3 separate regions of the Homo sapiens genome follow, and all the other regions are linked to region 2. Evidence: chromatin contacts called from ENCODE Hi-C or POLR2A ChIA-PET data. All regions are on one chromosome and are shown on one strand. Each heading gives the region's core, a stretch centred on a gene start or an enhancer-like site at or near the end of the contact. The rest is flanking DNA. Distances are from core to core; before and after follow the strand shown. Region 1 overlaps LOC107987065 (a long non-coding RNA gene). Region 2 has its middle 100 kb from the start of SHB. Region 3 overlaps LOC107987065 (a long non-coding RNA gene).

Region 1 (2,703 bases), core at 3-2,502, 170 kb after region 2:
TTAATGTGTAATACACATTAGCATAGCAACGGCTCTGAGAAGTCCTGCAGTGAAGTAACTTTGTTTAACTAGGCGCTTTCCATGCTTAGCTAACCCTGGACCACTTTCCCCGTGGAATACCCAGTAGCTCGTCAAGTAGCACTCCACAGAATGCTGTAAAACGATGGACAGGAGGCATCCACAGACATGTCCAGTCCCTCGAGAGAAAGTGTCTAATTCAGCTTTGGGGCCACAGAACCTAGCATGGGCCCTAGAAAAGAGTTTGTGTGGAATAAATAAACAAGCAAATTAATGAAATCATGCCATTGTTAACCCAGGCGGAACCTGGGAATTATAACTGCATGCCAAACACTATTTTCCAGGGCAACTAAGTCTGTGGCCAATGCATAGCTTTGTTGAGACCAAATCTCTTTTCTCCTCCCCACCCCTCAGCATTTGTACCAGTTAAAAACTGGCAGACCTTGAACCAGATCTGTCTAACATATGTGTTTTGTTTGGCCAGATCAGGGTTTTTGTTATTTTTTAATGCCATTAGGTAAGGGCTGAGCTCTGCAGCACAGCCAGACTCTGCCTCTCCCTGTCCTACCCCAACCTCTTCCCACATTCGCATCACCTGCTTAGCTCCCGAAGGCTTTGAGTTTGCCATCCTGGGTTTAAATCTCCCTGGGAAGTTGCTTTTTCTCTCTGCCCATAAACATCATGAATTTATTTTGAAATGGATTTGCCCAGATGAAATCACACAGATCTTTAAACCTTAGACTGTTTGCAATGAAATATTTACACAGCCAAACGTGGCACAGGCCCCGGCACACTTAAGGTGACTCTCTGAGCCAATATACTGATGAGGAGATGGGGATGGTCTCATCCATATGCTCATCTTCCCAGAGCTTCTTAAGCTTTAGTGGGCATTGAAGTCACCAGAAAGCTTGTGGAAATCCACATTGCTGGGCTCCACCCCCAGAGCTTCAGGACCAGTAGGTCTACATTATTCCTGAATTCCTAGGTAATGCTATGGCTGATGGCCCAGGGACCACACTTTGAGATTTGCTCCCCTACTGCTTACCAAGCTCTTTCACAATGGGCATCTTATTAGACCCCAACAACCAACCTAGGAGGTGAACAAGGCATGAATAACCACTCGCAGTTCACAACTGTCACAAGATGACTCAGAGAGGTTAACCAATAACACAAGGTCACACAGCTTGATATGAATTGAGGTCTTTTAGTGCCAAGTCCAGCTTCCTGCCAGCAAGGCTGTGGTTGAAAGAGGCTGTCTGACATCACTGTTTAGGACAAGGGAACTGGACCCGTGAACGACAGAGCCAGCATTTCAGGAAGTTACTTTCTGCCACAGAGACCTCTACTTCCAAGGCAGGAGCTGACAGCCTCCCTCTGTTCCTCTCAGCTCTAGGACTCCACACTGTGGCCCTATGTGGACAAGAAGGAAGAGGTTCCAAAGGAGCCCAGAACGCCCCACCCCCAATATTTGCCCCCATAGTGGTCCCAGGCAAGGCAGGAGAGGAGCAGAGATGCCTGCTCACTAGAGTCAAGACATCCCTTGCTGAATTTTCCATGTAGCAACCAAAGCAGAGTGAGAGACAGGCACAGACTGCAGCTTCTGGGAGGGAGATAGAGGGGGGCACAGACCATATGGAGCAAGAGTGACAGAATTTGGCAGTGCGGCCTCCACAGATGGGCCTGCTTATGTCCAGACACAAGCTGAGGCCAAGGACTGAATCATCTCTCTAGCAATTTCTTGTTTCCAAACACGTCTTTTGAAGAATGTGGGGATGCTGGGAGCACACATCAGAAGCCCTTGCTGGGAAAGGATAGAGAGACAACAGGAAAGAGAAGTTGCTTTTGCAGGGGGGCCACAGGTGTGGATGGAAGGACAATGAAGGGACCCAACATGTCCACCTGATGGGGTGGAAGTCACTGGATAGTGAGAGGGGAGCATGGAGGTTTGGGCAGCACAAGGAGGTCCATATCAAGGGTGTTGGGTGTGTTTTCTGGGGTGAGCCCCACAACTCTACAATGGAGTTAGCACCACCACCAAGCCCCACTGAACAGGAGAAAGACTGAGATTATAGATGGTAAGTGATTTGCTCAAGGGCTCCCAGCTGGCAAGGGCAGAGTCATGAGTGAGTGAACTGAGCATTCACACCTATCTGAGGACCCTCCCTCCCACCCTGAGCTAAGATTCTTATATTAGTCTCCTAGGTGCTCCTTGCGCCCCATCCCCCTGGCATGGCCTTCCAATAAGTTACTGGGTCCCCACTAGGGCTCCCCAGAATCTGTCTTCAGGATAAAGGCTGGGCGGCTCTGTCTGGCCGATATGGTTTGGCTTTGTCCCCACCCAAATCTCATCTTGAATTATAGCTCCCATAATCCCCATGTGTCATGGGAGGGACCTGGTGGGAGGTAATGGAATCATGGGGGACAGTTTTCCTGTGCTGTTCTCATGATAGTGAATAAGTCTCAGGAGATCTGATGGGTTTATAAAGGGCAGTTCCCCCGCACATGCTCTCGTCTGCCACCATGTAAGAGGTGCCAATGTTCCTCCATCTTCCGCCATGATTGTGAGGCCTCCCCAGCCATGCAGAACTGTGAGATCATTAAACCTCTTTTTCTTTATCAATTACCCAGTCTTGGGTATATCCTTATTGGCAGACTAATACACTGGCACTCGAGGCCCTGTGAGGC
Region 2 (2,700 bases), core at 187-2,686:
TCTTATGTAAAATGTAGATTTACTGGGCACTAACTGAAGTCTCACAAGAATGTAACTGTTTACCTTACTGCCTACCCTACATGCCTTTCCCCCTCTTCAAGGAAATGTATAAATCCTAAACCTCCTGAAAACCTCTTTGGAAAAACAGTCACAAATGTGTCTGTGGCTCATGTTTTCTCCTAGATGTACCCTAAAGCTGGCTTAATAACCCTCAGTGATTGAGACTTTTGTCTCAGTTACTCATTTTGGTTGTCAGTTACATATCTTAGTGTTCCCAAACATGATCCTGAAAGATGCTATGGCTTATAGTAGCAGACTTCTGATTTTTAACTGGGTGAATAGCCACCTGGGATAAAGAGGACATTCCCTAGCCTCCCTTGCAGCTAGGTGTGGTTGTGTGATTAAGTTGAAGCAAATGAGATATAAGTAGACATTGTGTATAATTGTTAAGGAAGTGCCTTTAAAAGCAGGAAGATGGCCGGGCGCAGTGGCTCATGCCTGTAATCCCAGCACTTTGGGAGGCTGAGGTGGGAGGATCATGAGGTCAAGAGATCAAGACCATCTTGGCCAACGTGGAGAAACCCAGCCTCTACTAAAAATACAAAAATTAGCCGGGCATGATGGTGCGCACCTGTAGTTCCAGCTACTTGGAAGGCTGAGGCAGGAGAATTGCTTGAACCCAGGAGGTGGAGATTTGCAGTGAGCCGAGATTGCGCCACTGCACTCCAACCTGGTGACAGAGCAAGACTCTGTCAAAAAAAACAAACAAACAAACAAAAAAAAACAACAGGCTTTTCCCTCACTTTCTGCTTGCTAGAGTGCAGCTGTAATGTCTGGAGATCTGGCAGCCATCTTGGACCATGAGTTGACTTTGGAAATGGAAGCCATGCGTGGTATAGTAATGAGATAGAAAAAACATGGGTCCTTGATCCTGTAGTATGTCATACCAGCCCAGTACTTCTAACTGCTAGACTTCTTGAAAGTAAGAGAAGGGTAAACATTTTATCTTGTTTAAGAGACTATTATTTGGGGTTTTTCTTGTAGGATATAATAAATTCCTTTTCAAAGGTTTTAGCCTGTAAATTGTTAAGTACAATGAGTTCTGAGATCCTCTCCAAAGAACCAATATATCAGTATGTTTAGCTGTTATAAATAAATTTTTGATGCTACAAAAGAAATAGCACTCGAGCATAAATTTAATTTTCTCAGCAAGGCAATTTTTACTTCTATAGAAGGGTGCAACTTGCAGATGGAGCAATCGCGAGAGCACACCTGAACAAGGGAGGGGAAGGGGTTTTTATTCCTGATGCAGCTAGCCCCTACTGCTGTATTGTTCCCCTATTGGCTAGGGTTGGATCACACAGTCTAAGCTAATTTCTGATTGGCTATTTTAAAGAGAGCAAGGGTATGAGTCAGAGTGGTGGGGTGAGTAGTTTGGCGGAAAGGACGGTTACGGAACAAGTGACTCAGGATGAGTCAGGATGGAGCAGGTGACCAGGGGTGACTCAGGTCAAAGCAGGTGACCAGGGGAACAGATGTGAACTACTGATTAGAACTGGTGGGAAAGTTGTTTACTGAAACTAGAGACAAAAGATTGAAGAGAACCAGGAAGTTAAACTTTAAAATGAAGAACAAAGAATAAGAGAGCTGACCATACTGACATACTGATTCTTTGAAGAGAAACTTGGAGTTCACTATATCTAACACAGCTCCCCTGTTCTTTTTCTTCATTTTAAAGTTTAACTTCCTCGTTCTCTTTGTCTCCTTGCCCCTAGTTTCAGTAAACTACCTCCTACTAGCCTGTATAACCTGCTCCGTCCTGATTCACCCCTGGTCACTTGCTCTGACCTGAGTCATCCTGAGTCATCTGTTCTGTAACCATCCCTCCTGCCAAACTACTCACCCTGCCACTCCGACTCGTATGCCTGCTCTCTTTAAAATAGCCAATCGGAATTAGCTTAAACTGTGCGGACCAACCCTAGCCAATAGTGGAACGACACAGCAGTAAGGGCTACCTGCATCAGGAATAAAAACCCCTTCTCCTCCCTTGTTCAGGTGTGCTCTTGCCATTGCTCCATCTATGAGTTGCACCCTTCTCTAGAAGTAAAATTGCCTTGGTGAGAAAATTAAATTTATGTTCGAGTGCTATTTCTTTTGCAGCACTGAAAATTTATTTCTAACATTCTTTTCCTCAAAGTTGAACCTTGCCTCAACAAATATTGATGCCAAAATGGAACTGCATTCTTCTCAGTCCTCCTGGCTTGAGCCTCACTGTCTAAGCTGAAGTGAGGACAATGTGCCCCTCCCCAGTTTGGTTGCCCATGGTTTTACCTGGGTTCCATAGCAAAGTTCCCGGCTTCCCAGTTCAGCCATTCTTTTTTCCTTCCTTTTCTCTCCTAGCAATGCATTATTCCAGGGCTTTTCATACTTTAATCATGCAGGAAGTGTGTTACAATGCAGATTCTGATTCAGTAAGTGTGGAGGCAAGGCTGGAGAGCCTGCATGTCTAACAAGTTTTCATCTGATGTTGCCGGTACTGAGTACTAAGGTATTATAAAACTCACCGTAAGCTTGCAGACATGGACCATGTGGGAATCTCTGTTTCCACAATGCTTGGCACACAGCAGATACTCAGTGTATGCCCAATGATTGACTGAATAATAGGCAATTAGCATGCCAGATGCCAAGAAGTCCTGCAGG
Region 3 (2,741 bases), core at 238-2,737, 150 kb after region 2:
AATTGCTTATTGCTCTGGGGATGTTGATGACATTTGTATCTATTTCAACATTCTTGATTGCCTACTTGTGCAGTTCTGTGAATTCTCCTTTGAGTGAGTTGTAACAGCGGATGGATCCCCTCATTTACTGAGTTAAATGAAGTGTTTGATACATGTTCTTTTTATATTTGAATCATTGTATTCATTTTCTATTGCTGCATAACCAATGACCATACATTTATCAGCCTAAAACAATACCCATTTGCTTGTTTGCGGTTCTGTAGGTCAGAAGCCTGAGCATGGGATGACCGTGTCCTCTGCTCGGGTCTGCTGAACTCAAGGTGTCAGCCAGGCTGCACTCCATTCTGGAGTCTCTGAGGGAAGAATCCACTTCTGAGTTCATTCAGCTTGTTGGCCAAATCCACCTCTTTGAGGCTGGAGGGTTGTAGAGCATTTCCTTTTCTCTAAGGCCCACAAAGCAACCTCTATTCATTCCTTAACACCCAACTCAAATATCAGGTCTTTGGGGAACCTTCCTTCAGCAGCAGCACAGCACAGCAGTGGGAAGAAAATGGGCTTTGAAGTTCATTGGAATTTTGCTTCTGCCATTTTCAAGCTGAGTGGCCTTGGGCAAATTATATAAGCTCTCTGAGCCTTTGTTTCCTCATCTGTAAACCAAGTACAATGCAGTCTTCGATAGTAAGTGCATCTGACTGACTGATAAGCAGAATAATAATAAAAGCAGTGACCACATATGGTATGCTTGCCATGTGCTGGACACTAAGCATGGCTAAGTGCTTTATATGCCTTTTTCACTTAATCTGCCTACCAACCCAATAAAGGAAATTCTATTATTACTCCATTTTGCTGATGAGAAAACTGAGGTTTAAATAAGTTGAACCCAGTCTTACCTGTCGCCAAATCCTGTGCCCTTGGTCATGATGACATATTCCTTCCTAAAAGGTACTCAAGAAATTGACATCCCCTTTCCCTCTCTCTTCCCCTCCATGCCCACCTCTGGACCATCAGAATTGCTTTTTCTTTCCATGTGTCCCCATAACCCTGTATACCCCAAGGCCTCTCTAATACCATGTAAGACACAGTATCAGATTTTTTTCATGTGTTTCTCTTTCCCCAAGCCTCCAGCATTGGGTCTGGCATAGGGCAGGGATAGAGTACCATAATTCAAGTGAACTCATGAATTATCTTCAGTCCTTTTAGGAAGTGACCAGGGTATAATTTATATAATAAAATGATTATTAACCTACATAAATAAAAGAGAGAAAACTGTCCCTTCCACTCCATTCCCTTTCCCTCGTGTGCTCTCAGCTGAGGCGATAGGCCCCAGAGGAATTCAGCAGCAGACAGATAAAAACATCAAGGCCTGTTCCAGCTTCACACCAGATCCTGGAATTTAATTTAACTTATACAGACGTCGGTGTTGATGCTCTTGGGGGCTCCCAGCGCAGCCTCACAGAACAGCTGGTAACAACTGTGATGGGTTTGCCTTCACACCTCAGATGGAATCACAGGGGAATTCCACAAAGGCAGGGCCCTGGAAATCATTTCACAGGAAGAGTCTCGTACGCTCCAAGGACCTCAGTTTCAGGACGAACTGCCGAGATCATGCAGTGAACCCGCTTTGTTTTTAAAACAGCCAAAATGAGGCCCAGGGATTTCCCCAACATCACATGCCTTCCAAGTTTCGATGAGCAGCATTAAGAATGTAAACAACAGCAGCATATTACAGCTTGAGGTGTGCAGTTCTCGTACTTAAGAGCCTGTCTTTCCTTTTCCCCATGTGTTCTGCAATCAGTGTAGACTGTCACCAGCAAAGAGCAGACACAGGGTAGTTAAAGTGGCCCCAGTCACCGGGCATGTGTTTTACATGAGATCCAGATTACCATCTGAACTCCCCACTTTGTTATTTTTATATTAAATTCTGACTTTTTATATTAAACTGTGACTATTTTTATATTAAACTATGACTCTTCCGTATTAAACTCTGATTCTGAAAGCAGATAATTCAGGGACAAAAACAGCTTTTAAAGTGAAACCAATATAGAACACATTTCTTGTGATCTTTTTAATAATTTTCTATTGCCAGCTGAATTTAACCGTGATCTTACTCCATATATCGATTGAAATTACAGTTTTAATTCACCATGCATTTTGTTTTGTATGCCAAAGCACCTTGGAGCTTTTCCCTCAACTTCAATCTTGGAATTACATTTTCTATGTTTGCTTATTTTACAGCACACTGAACTCTGTCGATTCAATAAAATTTAAACATGTGCTTATTTACGGAGCACTTATCATAGCCAGGGCTCTAGGGTGAGTGATTTCTTGAGAAAGATCTACAGATGTGAGTAAGAGGCAGCCTATGCCCCCAAGTAACTCATGATTAACTAGAGAGTAAAATCATTAACTGGTAGTTAAAAAACAAGGTGGTAAAGTAAAAATAAATCTGGAAATAATAAATGACAAGGTTTAACTACATAAATATTTGAAATGTCTGTAAGGCAAAAGACATTACAAATAAAACTAAAGTACAAATGACAAATTGAGGGAAAACATTTTCAACATTTATTACATACAAAAGGTTAATAGTGTTCATGTATAAAGAGCTTTCTATGACTCAATAAAAAAAAAAACAACCTAATAGTAAATGTGCAGGAGACTTGGACTAGAAATTCACTTAAAAGAAAGACAGTGCTCAAAGAAGTACAGATTAAAATGACAAAAGTAAGCCGGGCGCAGTG

What was found. Hi-C counts contacts between places; a loop is a spot of excess contacts on that map. ChIA-PET counts read pairs that join two places held with the same protein, here RNA polymerase II (POLR2A). Pooled maps may share reads with other maps.
Region 1: a map of body of pancreas shows a loop between it and region 2 (2.3-fold over the local background). The contact joins two enhancer-like sites. A Hi-C loop is called at or near these places in 3 of 168 maps with a recorded cell type or tissue (aorta, body of pancreas and posterior vena cava), 3 of 37 single-sample maps with no recorded cell type and 7 of 50 pooled maps. POLR2A ChIA-PET finds 5 or more read pairs at or near these places in 2 of 52 experiments (IMR-90 and K562).
Region 3: a map of heart left ventricle shows a loop between it and region 2 (2.1-fold over the local background). The contact joins two enhancer-like sites. A Hi-C loop is called at or near these places in 2 of 168 maps with a recorded cell type or tissue (chondrocyte and heart left ventricle) and 3 of 50 pooled maps. POLR2A ChIA-PET finds 5 or more read pairs at or near these places in 1 of 52 experiments (GM12878).

Annotation. Positions count from the first base shown.
Region 1 is chr9:38,338,024-38,340,726 of GRCh38, forward strand. The region is part of intron 1 of LOC107987065 (a long non-coding RNA gene); the gene reads left to right. Among named protein-coding and RNA genes, the nearest start is that of ALDH1B1, 53 kb to the right of the region's middle. RefSeq lists an enhancer at 1,338-1,427. Within about 2 kb of position 1,253, at least 2 of the 41 ENCODE cell types and tissues checked have a DNase peak (open chromatin) inside an H3K27ac peak, as active enhancers do.
Region 2 is chr9:38,169,620-38,172,319 of GRCh38, forward strand. No RefSeq gene overlaps it. Among named protein-coding and RNA genes, the nearest start is that of SHB, 100 kb to the left of the region's middle. RefSeq lists an enhancer at 928-2,127. Within about 2 kb of position 1,437, at least 5 of the 41 ENCODE cell types and tissues checked have a DNase peak (open chromatin) inside an H3K27ac peak, as active enhancers do.
Region 3 is chr9:38,317,609-38,320,349 of GRCh38, forward strand. The region is part of intron 1 of LOC107987065 (a long non-coding RNA gene); the gene reads left to right. Among named protein-coding and RNA genes, the nearest start is that of ALDH1B1, 74 kb to the right of the region's middle. RefSeq lists an enhancer at 1,435-1,774. Within about 2 kb of position 1,488, at least 5 of the 41 ENCODE cell types and tissues checked have a DNase peak (open chromatin) inside an H3K27ac peak, as active enhancers do.